2 separate regions of the Mus musculus genome follow, and region 2 is linked to region 1. Evidence: chromatin loops called from intact Hi-C (ENCODE). Cell type or tissue: heart. All regions are shown on one strand.

The links. Peaks named below come from ENCODE experiments on the same cell type or tissue, not always from the same donor. Only the 100,000 strongest peaks of a DNase experiment are listed, where the experiment ranks them.
Region 2: it touches region 1 in a loop (2.4-fold over the local background); 13 of 42 quality-filtered maps call a loop at or near these places.

The regions. Positions count from the first base shown.
Region 1 is chr6:135,227,689-135,235,688 of GRCm38, forward strand. Fam234b (family with sequence similarity 234, member B) reads left to right here. Exons shown (of 13, transcript NM_028982.4): 10 at 725-880; 11 at 3,933-4,050; 12 at 5,568-5,788; 13 at 6,291-8,000. The coding sequence ends at 6,296. Among named protein-coding and RNA genes, the nearest start is that of Gsg1, 23 kb to the right of the region's middle. In heart, no CTCF peak of the experiment used is centred here; a DNase peak (open chromatin) is centred at 969; H3K27me3 peaks cover 1,251 bases.
Region 2 is chr6:135,157,788-135,165,787 of GRCm38, forward strand. The region is part of intron 1 of Hebp1 (heme binding protein 1); the gene reads right to left. Among named protein-coding and RNA genes, the nearest start is that of Hebp1, 6.4 kb to the right of the region's middle. RefSeq lists an enhancer at 7,868-8,000. In heart, no CTCF peak of the experiment used is centred here; no DNase peak of the experiment used is centred here; H3K27ac peaks cover 2,141 bases.

The DNA of each region.
Region 1 (8,000 bases):
CTGAAACATGCACGGGCTGGCTCTCCATCTCGCCTTTTCTGTAAGGTTATATGTGTGTGGATGGAATGCTCTCTCTGGGAGTCATCTTTCATTCAGTTCATGTCAGAGGCAGAATTATAGAGTTTTTGTGTTCATTTGTTTTGATTTTTGAGATAGGGTTTCACCCTGTAGCTATCCTGGAACTCTTATCTGTAGACCAGGCTAGCCTTGAACTCACAGACATCTTTCCTCCACCTCCGAGTATTGGGATTAAAGGTGTGCACCACCACTGTCTGGCTCAGAGTTTTAGTTTTTAAAAATACAATCGGCCTAGATTTTATGATGACAATCAAAGCTAACCAACTGTGGGCTGAAAAATGGCTCAAAACCTGTTTGTACTGAAGCCTTGAAGACTTTCTTCTTACTATGTCTTAAAGACTACAACAACAACTATTGATTAAGCACTCATTACATCGCAGTAGTTCTTGCAGGTAATCTAGAAAATGATCTAAGTGCACATGACGGCGTGTGTAACTATGTGCAAATGCTTGCCCGTGCAAAGGGACTGGGCGTCTGGTGGCTCCATGTGTCACGTCAGGTGCTGGAGCTCAGCGCCTCACAAATATGGAGGAGGATGAATGCCCACTCTTGGGGATGTTGTTGCCTTAATGTTTGCTTGCCTGTGTCTTCTTGTCCTCTGCTCTCCTAAGGACTGGCAGTATCCTCTCTGTCTTCTCATTTGCAGATGACAGTGGTAGATGGAGGTTCTGGCTCCATCGTCTGGAGTTACAGTATTCCATGTCACATGAAGGAAACGCCAACCACTTCTGCAATTACTTCAGACCAGAAGTCTGTCTTCCTCTTCTGGGCAGAGGCACTGACTGCTGCATCTCTCAGTTCTGTGAGTGACGGGGAGGAAGGGGTAGGTGGTGGGAATGGGGGAGGGTGGACTGCTTCCCGTCTCTCTCACACAGCCATAGCTGCTGCTCTATGGAGCGTGAGAAGAAAGAGAGAGAGAGAGCTCGGGGGTGGGGGCCAGAGGAGGCCTAAGCTGAGGGGTCGGTGGGAATCATGGGTAAGAAAGCAGCCTTGACACCCAGAAGGCAGGTGTCAGTTTTTGTCTCATACTGCCGTATCTGGGTGGAGTGCGTGAGCAGGGGTGGCTTAGACAGGGTTGCCGCCTAGAATGTGGTGGAACTCAGCTATAAGCCCAGCTGACTTAGTCCAGTGGAATGCACTCCGCCTCATTTGCTATGTGCCAGATGCTGGTTCTATCTGTGGGGAACCGAGCATCAGAGGATACAGTTCTGAACCTCTGGAGAAGGCAGGGGGCCCAGGGACGGGGGAGCATAGTAGGCACACAGTTCTGAGTTTGTCAGCCGCGACCTCCCAACACGTTACTGTTCTGAGCCTTCTGTGCTTTTTTTAAACTTCCTTTTTTTAAAAAAAATATTTATTTGTTTATTTAATGTTTATGTGTACACTGTAGCTATACTGATGGTTGTGAGCCATCATGTGGTTGCTGGGAATTGAATCCAGGACCTCTGCTTGTTCCAGTCGATCCCGCTCTCTCTGGCCTAAAGATTTATTTATTATTATATCTAAGTACACTGTAGCTGTCTTCAGACGCACCTTGAAGAGGGCGTCAGATCTTATTACAGATGGTTGTGAGCTACCATGTGGTTGCTGGGATTTGAACTTAGGACCTTTGGAAGAACAGTCAGTGCTTTGAACCGCTGAGCCATCTCTCCAGCCCAAACCTCCTTCTCTTTACTCTTTAATCTATCCCCTCACTTTGATGATCAGTCTTATCTGAAGTCTAGGGTATGGATCTAACTCTGCTGTGCCCACAGTCCTGGTTTCCTTACATAATAGTGAGGGGATTGGACCAGATGGTCTTCACACGAGCTCCTGAATGTCACTCCAAGGGTGTCTTAAGAACACAGAGATCCAGATAAGAACTGTGGAGGGGGCTGACAAGATAAGATGTCCCTGTGAGTGAGTTGCCTGCCGCCATGGTTAACAACCTGAGTTTGATCCCTGGGAACCCCATGGTAAGAAAGGAAGCCTGACACCCCTCCCTCCCAGCCAGGAGTCTTCTGACCTCTACATGCACACTGCGGCACATAGCCTCCCCCCCACCCCACCCCCACACACGTCTGCACATACACACAACATATATAGATAGGTATGTGGACAAAAGAAGGCACCACGTACTGATTTCAGTTAAGGGCGATTAGGGAATGTTTCATGGAGGAAGTTGATTACATGTTAAGGTTGAGGACGGGAGGTTGTACAGGAGGGCTGTGTGGTGGAGAGGGTACTTAGACAGGAGGAGAGAATGTGATGGATGGGCAGTGGCTTTTCAAGGAACTGAGAGTTAGTGCGTGTGGCTTGAGAACCTCCTCAGAGGTTTCTTAAAGCACGGTTGGCAGCAAACGAGTGCAGCTGGAGTTTAGAGTAAGTGACGTGAGACACTTTAGGTTTGTGTTTGTTTGATCAGTTTTTTTGTTTTCGTTTTGTTTTGCTTTTGAGATGGCCTCTTTCTACACAGCCCTGGCTGTCCTGGAACTCGCTACATAGACCACGCTGGCCTTGAACTCGCCGAGGTCCCTATGCCTTTGCCTCCCGAGTGCTGCAGTTAAAGGCATGTGTCACGATACCCAGACTGTGAAACACTTTAACTTTCATGCTGAGAACTGTGGGCTTCACTCAGCAGGCATGAGGGAAGTGTTCAATTATTTTCATGTCATGTGAGCTGAGCCTAAGGTCTGTCCCTCCATACATGGGCACATAGAAATGGCTTCCTCTGCTTTAAGGCCTCATGGTGGCTGTGAGGATACAGGATGGTGTACCCAGTCCCCTCCCCCATCAACTAGGGTGCTTCTCATACAGAGTCCATTGAGGCAGGGCCCGACAGTCTCTATACTTTAACCAGTGTGTGGCTGTGCACACATGGGCTACCACGGTCCATCCCCACGGAGAAGGCATGTTGATAAAGTGTCCTGGTGGATGTTTCTCCTGCTGCCAGAATCAGAAAGTCAGGACTCAGGCCTTGGCACTTCTTATTTGTCATTGGTGGTTTTCTTCAGTTGAGTCAGTCTGGTCCCCTGAGGGACTGTCAGGTGTTTCCAGTATTTACCCCGGTGCTTGCCACCGTCATCAAACACAGGTCTTTGTACAAGCCAGGCAAGACCACTGTGGGGTTGGTTATGCCTCAGCCCCTTGCAGTTAGTCTGGCATCCAAGGAAAGGAAATATATTTGGCTACCGTTGAGAAATAGCGTTTCTCTCTGCAGAGCCTCACCTGCTGTAAGGATGAATGAATGGGAATCCCAGCTCTGCCATAGGTTGCAGATAGGCGTCTCCACAGACTTCCTCCTCTCTCCTCTCTGCATTCTATCCCCTGCCTCCCTCCTTTCTGCTTACATGTGCAAGCATTCTCTCCCTTACCCCCCCTCCTCCTTCTCCGCTCTTCCTTCCCCTCCTCCTTCCTCTGCTCCCCTCCACCTCCCTCCCTCCCTCCCTCCCTCCCTTCCTCCCTCCCTCCCTCCCTCCCTCCCTCCCTCCCTCCCTCCCTCCCTCTCTTCCTTCCTCTCCTCCTTCCCCTGCTCCCCTCCACCTCCCTTCCTCCTCCTTGTCTTCCCCTCCCTCCCTCCCTCCCTCCCTCCCTCCCTCCCTCCCTCCCTCCCTCCCTCCCTTCCTCCCTCCTTGCCCATTTCCCTTTCTCACCCCTTCATTTTTCCCTTCTCTTTCTCCCTTATATATTGTTGGCTATGGATAATGGTTTAGAGTCAGGAATAAACCTGCGCTTTGGCTTCTGTGAAATCGTATGGTCCCTGTAGCTGGGAACAGGAGAGGGTCTGGCCGGAACTTTGCTCCACTCCTTCCCCTGACAGTGTCCTGTGTTCCCAGTGTAGTCACCATGTTTTCCTTTTCTGTGACTGTTGCCAGGACGACAGCTCAGGAGCGGAGCCTCCTGGCCTTTACCACCTTTACCTCCTGCACCCAGCCTTCCCCTCCATCCTCCTGGACCTGAGCAACACCACTGGCATAGTGACAGCTTCGGAGGGTGAGTCCCTGTGACACAAGAGTGTCCTGGCTGAGTGATACCCTTGCTCACCAAGGGAAGGATAAAGGCATTTCAGGAGGCAGTAGCATCATTTCCCGTGGTGTCCCTGGAACCAGGGCACTGCTGGGGAGCTTTCTCGGAGTTCTGGGGTGAGAATACATATTCTGTGGATGTGCTGAGAGCTGAGGGGAAGTGTACCCTCATTCCAGGACTCCGCTGTGTGCCAGGCGTCTGTAGGGGTTTAGGATTGGCAGTTAACTGTATGGGCTATAATGGAGAAATGTTACTTCTAGGGAATTGATTTAGCTATTACTTCTGTGAATATTAAACACATTGTGTCAAAATCTGAGTCAACAGAAGAACCAAGCAGAGGAGAGTTATCGCCCGTAACCTGACCACTCTGAACGCTGGGGAGTCTTCTTCTTCATGTGCATCTAAGTAAACTCTAAAGCGGACTAGAGAGCATATCCTAGAATTACTCCATTCAGGGACCCACAGCCCTGGAAACTGAGCCACTACTGTCTGCTAGTCTCAGCTGGGCAAGGAGGGAGACCAGTCTAGCCACAGCTCCCTGCTGTCTTTCTCTTCCAGCTGGGGAGGGGACAGTTAGACAGGTCTCATATAGACCAGGCTGACCTCAAACTGGCTCTGTAGTTGAGGATGGCCTTGAACCCTCGACCCTCCTGCCTTTATCTCCCAAGTGCTTGATTGCAGGTATGCACCCTTACACCTGACTCCTCTGTGCCTTTCCACACTGTTGCCTCTGGTAGACTTGCTCCTTGTAGTGCTTCGCCTTGAAGTGAAGCAGTACTGCCTGTCCTCTATGCCCTGAGCTTCGTGGGACAGAAAAGCTGATCTGGAATGTGCAGGCTGTCAACTGGTTAGGAAGTGGGTGGGCGTCAGCTTGTGGAACCATGTAAGAGATATAAATAAGCTGGTTTGCATCTTCTGCATAAAGCATGGTAAATAAGAATCCCACGGGCTGGGGATGTAGCACACTTGGCAGAGTGCTTGCCTAGCAATGCAAGGGGCCCAGGGTTTGATCCCACCACTGGGGAGGTAGAGGCAGGAGAACTCATTTCTCCTTGGCTACAGAGCCAGTTCAAGGCTGCTTTCCAAGCTAGGACAATACTGGTCATCTATGTGTCCTCCAGAGTAAAGCACCATGGTTACCCGAAACCCTGGGCAGAGGAGGAGAGGAGAGTGGCTCCAGAGGAAGAGACAGAGTGAGCCGAAGCAACGGGGTGGAGGAACGCTGGCTGGGTTTGAAGCTCACAGTGACAGCGTGTTAAGGGGAGGTGCCAGTGAGCCTGAATAAAGTGAATAAAGCTCTGTATGGAAAAAAGAACCTCATGTCCCTTTCAGACAAGCACGGCTGATTCCTATTTTAAAGACAAGGCAGGGAGTCGAGTGTAGGACCTTGTGCCTGTCATATAAATGCTCGTGATGATGACCTGCACTGCTGGACGGAACCACTCCTCTCTCGCTAACCGCTTCTTGTCTTTGTCCTTCCTCAGTTGGAATCAACGACATCTGGAAAGATGCCTTTTATGTCACCAGGACAACAGGGATGAGCCCTGAAGGACACCCTACCTCTCTGGTGGTCAGCAAGCTTAGCCTGCGCTGGGCACTCATGGAAGGCCAGATGGTCCAGCTGAAGGAGACCACCCCTAAAATTGGCCGTGGGGAACTGCGAAGATTCCTGTCTAGGATAAAGTTTGTTGATTCTCCCTACCAGGTAACTAGATTTTACTTTTTAGTTAAAAATAAAATTCTTTTTTTAAAATCACATCTATGTGTAAGGCTCACACATATCCTGACACATGTTTAGTGATCAGTGGACAGTTCTAGAAATTAGTTTTCTTCTGTGTAGGATGTTCAGGTATTTAGAAATGTAGCATTGTGTGTGTGTGTGTGTGTTTTTCCATCCCAATGACTGGATGGGGTAGATCTTCCTGGTAGGGTACCAATGATGTTCAAGTCTATGCAACTTTGGTTTACAGAAACTATATACTACACAGTTACCTTGCTGAGAACACCAGCCCTTTCCCTTAAAAAAATATCTGGGACAAGTTTAAAGTTGAAGAGCTTGGTCATTGAGAAGGACCAAGTCCCTGGGACTCACAAACTGTTGGAACTAAACCACAAGACCGGGAAAGGAAGAAACATTCCCATGTTTAGATTTCCCATTGCTTTGGAAATCCCATTTAAAGAGGGTAATAATGGCCCCTTCCCTACAGATCTAGTGCAACGGAATTCTCCGGATTCAGAACAACTTGACGGACTGGCTCCTGTCTCTCCTGCATCAGTTCTCTTGAGAGAGGATGACTTCAGGGTTGTGCAGCACTTGGGATCACTGTCCTGCGGCAGCGTGTTGAAGCTGAGATGTAGCATGGTCCGCTTAGCTGGGGAACCTCACGACCTTTCCGTCCCCACGCTAACCCCTTCTCCCGAGAACTCTGTGTGGATACTTTGGAAATGTGAATCTTATAGCTGTTTTAATTTTTTTTTGTACCTTTAATTTATAAACCCTTGTGGGGAAAGCCAGTGACCTACAAGCAGGATATATGTTGTTTTGCCTTAGGCCCTGTGTGTCTCTCTGTGTATGTGTGTGTGTCTCTGTATGTGTGTGTGTGCCCAGTGTTGTAACAATTATTCTTGAGATATGCCCCAAGCTTCAGGGATTCCGTTTCCTGTCCTGGTGAAGTTCATCTGGCTTGGCCATCTTGATGCGGCTGGATGGCCTATCTCTGGTCCTGAGGGTCGCGCACCACTGTTTTCCCTCTGCCCGCCTATACTGTGGTTCCTTTCCACAGCAGTGAGGAACACTGGAGGTTGTGCTGGGGGCTCGTTATCCTGTGTGCTCATCTGTCTGTCTCCTAGACTCTCCACCCGCAGAGTGCAGACACGCTTCTATCACAGAGAGAGCAAGGGTGCCTCGGACCAGGGCCTTGTGCCAAGCCCTTAGAGCTTTGATGGCTCTGCAGCTGTGATCTTTGATTCTGCAGCAATGGCAGAGGGTTTGCATGCGCACTGTCCTCAGTCCCATGGCCTTGTCCTGCCGTAGCTCTGCCCTCTCGCCCTGAGTCTTTCTTCTCTGGGGCATCTCCATCTCTTCCCGCTTCCTCTCTTATTCAGGGATCTGTTTCTGGACTTCTGCTTCTTGGGTCCGGTATGCAACCACTCTGGCCCCGTGTCCTTCCCTCCTTGTAGAGCTTTGAAAGCATATTCTGAGAAAGTTCTCTTGTAAATACTGTAACTTTTTTATAATGACCAAGTTCTTTAGAATTATTGCCATCCTTTTCTGCCCCCTTCTAGGTAAGTGTGTGACCTCTTTTAACTCTTTCAAATGTCTATGTCATTATCTGTCATGCTGTCTGTTCTCATGGTGGCCAATGAAAACACACTTCTCTTGAGGGAAAGCCAGATTCTCATCTCACTTGGGCATGTATGTCTTTTTAGCTTCTGTTAATAAATTTCAGGAAACGTAGATTCTAGGTTTAAGGGGCTAACTATGAGTTGCCCACAAGAGGTGTTATGGGTAGCAGAGGTTGGTCCTTGGACCACCCAGCAGATTGGCCTCACCAGACTTGTTGGTACGTCTGCCAGAAAGAGCAGAAAAGCATATTTGGAAGTCATATGGGACCAGGTTGACCTTGGGGAGGGGGAAACAATGAATAGGATCCTTTAGAGTCTGGAGATGATTCTAGGTTATTTCTAGTAAGTTGAATTTCTGCCAGTGAAAGGGTTTAGAATATAGTTTGGAGTGTGGACTAGTTTTCAGTGGACCAACACGGGAGATGGGTGGGGGTCCTCTGGCCTGCTTGAGCCCTTGTAGGCCCAGTGTTCTCTGCAGTGTTGTTCTCAGAGAAGCCAGCCTGTGCAGGAAGGGGGAAGATACAAGGCTGCTCAATGGAGTGCTTGGGTTGTTGCTCGGCCTGGAGGCTGTT
Region 2 (8,000 bases), 70 kb before region 1:
TATGTGGAGTGGTGCTGTGTGGTATGTCATGATGTGTGTGTGTGTTGTGTGTCTGAGTGTGTGTGTTTAGAAGCTCTGCCACCAAGCCACTCCCTCTTTCTCTCTTTTCTCTCTTTGTGTATTTATTTCTTTTGGGGATGGGGATGGGACCTTGTAGAAGTTACCATAAATTTGTGGGGTCCCATTAGAGTTGCCATGATACTGGAGAAATGGGGGTCCCTTCTTGGGGTTCTTAGAATCATTAATAAAAGAACTTAAAAACAGGTTCAAAGGGAAGTCTTTCAGAGCTACACCAACCAACCAACTCAGGCCAGGTGAGCTGCCTGGGGGAGAAAGAGGAAAGAATGAGGGTCTGCCTGACACTGCTGACATGGAGGAGAGAGGAAAGAACGAGTTGTTGGACTGACACTGACATGGAGGCCGTGCCCATGGAGGGGAGGGGAGCTTTGAGAAAGTGAGGCCTGAGGTGTCACGGGGGAAGGAAGACATGGTGTGCTTTTCTGAGTAAACCAGGAAAGTAGGCAGGCTTGACTGCAGCTTTGTACACTACTGAGGGCTAGAAGTCTGGGAAGGAAAGGTATGGCATTATCTCATGCAATGGATAACTATTCCTCCATCCTCTTTATGGCAACCCGGCTTCCTGAGGATGGCCCCTTGGTGGGGTGACTAGCCTGCCTGACTGCAGTAGCTCTGAAGTGGGGAGATGATGGTATGGCTCCATCCAGGGGCAGATCCCACTTTCCCTCAGTGGGCCTCCAATGCTGCTCCATCAGTCCCACCGGGGAGTTGCATTCCCAGCCTCTCCCCTGATGCTTGCAGCCTCTCTTTCCCACACAAAGCCTTTCTCCGCTAAGGTCTGTCCTTTGTACCCAGCCTCCATCTCGTCATAGCCATTAGTCCTCCCCTGGTGTTCAGACTCAGGACAAACATGCGGCTCTCCTTTGGCACCCTGTCCCTTCACCTTGCCATGTGATGTTTTTCCAGATATAGCTTTGTGTTCCTGGACATTCAGCTAGGCAGTGCTTCTCAAACCTCATTTCTGTTCCTCAACTTAAAAAAAAAATTACAATCCATAAAAAGAAAACCATTTCTTTTCCTTTGTTGGAGACAGGGTTGACAGGGTTTCTCTGTGTAGCCTTGGCTGTCCTGGATCTCGCTCTGTAGACCAGGCTAACCTCAAACTCACAGAGTTCTGCCTGCTTTTGCCTCCTAAGTCCTGGGATTAAAGGTGAGCAACACCACTGTGCTGGTTTTGCTAGTTTGTTTGTTTGTGCATATTATGGCTATGTGTCATGGATGTGCGTGGTGCGCAGCAGGCTAGAAAAGGGCATTGAATCCCCTGACACTCAAGTTACTGACAGTTGTGAGCCACTAAGTGGGTGCTGGAAGTTGAACCTGGGTCCTTTGGAAGAACAGGCAGTGCTCCTAACTGCTGAGCCATCTCTCCTGCTCTGGAAAAATATTTCTATATTAGCCATTCTATGTATGTGGCTGAACCAAAATTCTGCAACACTAACACATGACCCTGAGTGAGGGGTACAAGTTAACTTTTCTCTTTCTAGTCTTTTCCCCTCTTCTGGTTGAGAGAATTTTATCTCAATGCACTGAAAGTAAATCTCTCTTGATTTTACTGTCTGGAGATGGGACACTGTTGGAGTTGAAAAATAGTCTTCGTGGACAAGAACAAAACCACACAGTTTTCTATGATCAAGCCCACCAGATGTTTATTTGATGAGGGCTATTTCTTCTTAGGTGATTATGAAAACAAGGCACATGACTAGGAAACTGACTGGCTCAGGTTTATCTAACAGGTTTCCTGTAACATTCTATACAGAAGATTCTCACCTGGGGAAGAGACTTTGTCTTCCAGGGCTCAAAGAGGGGGAAAGTGAATTTAGGGAGGACTGTGGGGCTGTGAGTGGCCTCTGTAGTTTGAACCAGTATGTTTAATACTCTAATTTCATATTTGGAATGCAAAAGAAAATCCCGGGAGGGTATGGGGGACTTTTGGGATAGCAGTGGAAATGTTAATGAAGAAAATACCTAATTAAAAAGAAAAGAAAATCACTATTGTTTTGTAGTACGTATCAAAGGTGAGTAGTAAGGAAGAGGACAGGGAAGTTTTATCTTTTGGGGGGAGGGGGTGGGGAGTGGTCTCACTAGTAACTCTGGCTGGTCTGGAACTTGCTGTGCCGTGACCATTCCCGGTGCTGAGACTAAAGGCACGCATCACCACACCCAGAACCAGGAGAATTGAGTGCAAACTCCAGGTGTCAACTTCATGCTTATGTTCCCATTCAGGGGTTGAGGTGCGGCTCGGTGGTAGAGTGCTTGCCTTGGGTTAAATCCCCAGCCCGCCCCCCCCCTCACCCCCAGCACTGTATAAACTGGCTGTGGTAGTACATGATTATAGCTTTAGCAATGGGGAAGTAGAGGCAGGAAGAACAGACATTTGAGTTCAAGGATAGCCTGGGTTCTCTGAGATCTGTTTCAAAAGTAAATATTTCTCATGACTTGACAGTTCATGGTGGCTGGGGAAAGGGGCATCAGTTTCTTCAGTGGTGTGGCTATGCTTCCCCCATTCTAACACAGGAAAACCTATTTAAACTCAATGGAACACATGTGCTCGTGTGTGTGTGTGTGTGTGTGTGTGCGCGTGCGCGCGCGTGCACGCGCATGGGCATACACACACACACACACACAGAAAGAGAGACAGAGAGACAGAGACAGAGAGAGACAATAGTCAGACACAGAGACACAGGGAGAGACAGGTACACAGAGACACAGAGACACACAGAGACAGACAGAGAGATACACAGAGACAGAAAGACAGAGAGACACACAGACACATACACATAGAGAGAAACAGGCAGGCAGATAGACACAGACACATATGCACACAGAGACAGAGAGAGACAGATAGACAGAGACAGAGAGACACACAGACACATACACACAGAGAGAAACAGGCAGGCAGATAGACACAGACACATATGCACACAGAGACAGAGAGAGACAGATAGACAGAGACAGAGAGACACACACATAGACAGAGACAGAAAGACAGAAATATACAGAGAGACACACAGACACATATGCACACAGAGAGAGTGTGGTGGGGGGTGAAAGAGACAGAGACATACAGACAGACACACAGATACACACACACAGATAGAGACAGAGACATAAAGACAGAGAGATACACAGAGACACATTGACACATACAGAGAGACAGAGGCACAGACAGACAGACAGAGGGGGGGAAGGAGAGAGAGAGGGAGAGACAGAGAGAATAAAGGAGAGCAAGGGAGATGGCTGTGGAATGAGACAAGGTAACAAGGAATTATATGCATTATGAAACTGTCAAATAATTAAATAATAAAATAAATAGAGAAAGCCCTTTTCTATGAGACAGAAATTGCATCAAACTAAGAACCAAGGGGTAGCTACATAGTCTTGACCCTGGGCCATCACACTGAGGACCACTATGAGGCTTTAAGACTGGCATGTGCAAACTGCCTTCCATAGGCGTGGGTATGCCACAGCAGAACGCTCCACAGCACCTCTTTCTTTGAGACCCTTCTCACCCTGGGATTCTGCTACTTGTAATCTTTTAACTTCTCAAAACTTGACTGTGAATCACAGAGGTTCAGACTTGCAAACGGTTTTCAAGTTCATCTAAGTACATTTCCCCGCAAGGAAGTGAAGACTCAGACAGACTGGATTACCCAAGAAGACCCAGTCTAAGTTGCTAAGAGGCGAAACAGGAAATAGAATTCTGCTCCCGACCTCTGCTCTAATCTTGTTGCAGGACTCCAGGGTTTTGGGGATGCACCCAGCTTTTTGCTTCTCTTTAGCCACCATGTGTGTTATTTGGAATAGACATTTATATGTTGGCAACAAATTCTAAACACAGCCTCAAAATTCATTTCTTTTAGTTGACTTCTGTAACAGATGGGGACACTAATGGCAATTACTGGAAAAGAGACAGCTGATTCTTTGGACTTTCTCAGGTGTGTGTGTGTGTGTGTGTGTGTGTACAATTTATCAGGATATCATTTATCAGGATCTAACTACCTTTAAAATTTGTATATGTATGAGCGATCATAAGAATAATATATAATGCATATGTACATGATATATATTATGCAATATTTATAAATAAAAGGAAGAGGGCTTTCTTTATTTCATCATTCATATATATATGAATATGAGTATATACACACACACATATATATACATATATATATATATATTTATACACACACACACACACACACACACACACACACACACACACACACACACACACACACCAGATGTATCCCTGGTTCCCAGAGGTCAGAAGAGGGCATCAGATCCCCTTAAACTTGAGTTATGGATGCTCGTGGACCATCATATGGATGCTAGGAACTGAACCAGGTTCTCAAGGACAGCCACTGCTTTCAACCATTGAGCCATCTCTACAGGCCCCTTCCTTGTTTGTGTTTTGAGACAGGGTCTCTCTTATTGGTTTAGAAGTCAGTAAGTATGCATAGGCAGGCCAGCCAGTGAATGCCACAGATCCTCCTGTTTTTTTCTCCCCAGGGCTGGCATCACAAGCCTGTGCTACCAAGCCCAGCTTTTTTGTTTATTTGCTTGTTGGTTTGTTTCACATGGGTTCAGGGATGGATCATAGGTCATCACGTTTGCAAGGCAAACAAGAGGATGACAACAGAGTCATCTTCCCAGCTCAGGCCTTGATTTCTGATCTCAGGAAAGACTGGATCTAGCACAGGGGAGCCTGTGTGGAACTCACTATGTAGCTCAGGTGGCCTTTGAACTATTGTAATTCTGCCTCGGTATCCGAAATGCTTCCAGTAAACACAATGCACTACTTCTCCTGGCTGCAAACAGTTATTCTAAAGTGTATCAAAATGCTGATGGTTAGAAGAGGGGATTATCAGAGACATCAAGAACAGTACGGTGGGGGCTAGAGACATGGCTCAGCTCAACTCAGGGCTTGGGTGCCCTTCCAGAGGACCCGGGTTTGGTTTCCAGCACCCACATGGTAGCTTACAATGGCCTGTATCTCCAGTTTGCAAACACTGCATACTCGTGGAGCACAGACATGCATTTATGCATAACACATCCATACACACAAAAATAAAAATAGATTCTCAAAACATTTTTCTTTTTTTTTTGCTAAAGAACAGTAGTACCACGATGAAGAATGTGAGCAGATTACTGTGGTTGGAGCAGACTGTCAGGAAGGATATGGCAAGATAGGAGGGCTGTCAGGAAGGATATGGCAAGATAGGAGGGCAGACAAAGACACCACCAGAAGCCTCAGTGTTGGAGGAGTTGGTTTGCGTCATCTTGAGCCGAGTGATGGTGATCTGAGGCCTTGCTGGTTCTTATTACTCTAAATTAATCCAACTGCTTTCAGTGATGGATCACAGGCTTGTGTGTGGGTCTGAGGTTCCAGGGAAGGGGCTGTGAGTCAGCGTCAGCCTTGAGGCTGAACTCTTATTCTCCTACCCCTTCCCCCCGAGTAACCGCGCCTCTCCTCAAACTCCAAAGGCCAGATACTTCTATACAAGTAAAATATAAGTAGATAAAAGGGCTCCTTGCTGGGCTTTTTCTCTGACCCTGTCGGATAAGCAAATGACCCGTGGGGCAGCTGGCCAGAAGGCTCTGAAGCTGAGAAGGAAGCTGATGCTGAGAAACAGGAATAAATACAGGAGAGTGAGGCCCCAAATGGGTCGGGGTGGGTGAGAAAGCCCGCGTAGAGCTTCCGTATAGATCTCATTGTCCAGCAGTCCACTGTCTAATCACCATCACTGCTGAGTTCTCATGGTACTAATTTATTTTCCTTTCTGTGCATGGATGCATATCCCTGAGTGTATGTGTGTGCACCATATTCGAAGGAACCCTTGGAGGTCAGAAGGTGTCAGAGCCTCCAGACCTGGAGTTATAGGAGGATGCGAGCCGCCACGTGGGTCTTGGGAATCAACTTTGGGTCCTCTGCAAAAGCAGTGAGAGGTCTTAACTGCTGAGCCGTCTCTCAACCCACCACTGACTCCTTAACTGACCTAGACGACACACGTGTCACCTGGCTTCTCCTGGGCTGAACCAGAGCACTCCTATGTCACACTGCTACTGCTTTCCTTCTCCTCCTCTCCTGAGACAGGATGCCACTCTGTGTGCCAGCAGGCTAACCTCAAACTCACAGTGATCCTCCTGCCTCAGCCTCATGGGAGCCGGGATTACAGGTGGGAGCCATGTCAGGTTCCTGTTGTTTCCTTTGATGCCCACGACGCTCCCACTCATTGCTGTTGCTTCCTCTGCCTGGAAGATATTTCTGCTGCCCCTGTACTCCATCAGATGAGTCCTACTCATGGAACAGGTCCTCGTATCTGGAATTCACCCCCTCAGAGGGAGGCCTATCTAAAACAAATTTCCTGGGATAGCTTGCTAGGAGGGATTTGTGTTAGTGAAACACTTCTTGTAACTATAATGACATAATAATATGCATAAGCCTTATCCCTAGCCATAAGTCTGAATCAGGACTGTATCTAGAACCACAACTTGCATGTTGTTGATGCTCTATAAACACTTTCCTTCCCCCCCTCCCTCCCTCCCCCTTCCCTCCCCCCCTCCCTCCCTTCCTTCCCTCCCTCCCTTCCTTCCCTCCCTCCCCCCCTCCCTTCCTTCCCTCCTTCCCTCCCCCCCTCCCTCCCTCCCTCCCCCCCTTCCCTCCCTCCCTCCCCCCCTCCCTTCCTTCCCTCCTTCCCTCCCCCCCCTCCCTCCCTCCCTCCCTCCCTCCCCCTTCCTCCCTCCCCCCTCCCTCCCTTCCTTCCCTCCCTCCCTCCCTCCCTCCCTCCCTCCCTCCCTCCCTTCCTTCCTTCCTTCCTTCCTTCCTTTTTGGGAAGGAGGGCCATAGATTTGATTTAATTTATTGCCAAGGACTGCTATAGTGACTGCTTAATTACAGGCACGAGACCCTGGACAATAACGGCTCTCGGGGGAAGCCAGCTCAGGTCTCTTCTGGGTGCTACTTGTCCACAGCATCAGTGCTCACACCTGCCATCTGCATCACTGGACCACTGTGAAGAGTTAAGTGTAGAAGATGAACATTAACTGGGTGTGGTGGGACATGCCTATAATCCCAGCACTGGGAGGCTCAGCCTGGCGCTCCATGACACTTTGTCTCACAAAACCAACACTCCAAAGAAAAACTAATGAATGAATGAATGAATGAATGAATGAATATGGATGTAAGACAGGCATGGTTGTGTGCGCCATTCCAGGCACCTAGTGGGTGGAGGTGGGAGGATCAAGTGTTCAATCTGGGCTATAGGAGATCCTATTTCATAAAAACGGAAAGCAAAAGCAGAAAGACAGGAAGAGAGAGAGAGAGAAAGAAGGAAAGAAAGAAAAATGGATGCTGTCTAGAAAACTACCAATTCTATACAGAGCTCTATATGGATGTATTATCTAAGTGGAAGAACCAGCCACCTGTGTGAACAGTGCTGATTCACATCAATCACACCAGAGCGTTCTCCTGTTCCGTGGAACACAACAGCAGCCGTCCTCTCCCCCACCTCCCAGTGGCTGAGGCTCTCAAGAGCCAATATTTCACAATTGGTGCAAACTGGGTGAGGGTCAAACTCCAAAGGCCTTAAGAGAATGTCTCTTGCTCTGGGCTATTCAAGTCCTCTTTATGGTCATTTTGTTTTTTGTTTTTCAGGCTACTTGTAGTCCATATGATGATGTTTAGAAGGCTGTTTTCTGATAAGAAGCAACTGTTAAGAGGACTTTCTATGCATTGCTGTTCCTTGAAACACTTAACGTGAATTCAGTCATCCATCGCTGCCTCCAACAAGCCCACGGTGTTAGTGCCTCAGCCTTCATCTTTAGAGCTATTGGGGAGTAAGAGGTTAGGTACCACGTCCAGGTCACAGTGGGCAGATGGTGGGGCCAGGACTCAAACCCAGGCTGTTGGTCTGGACATATTT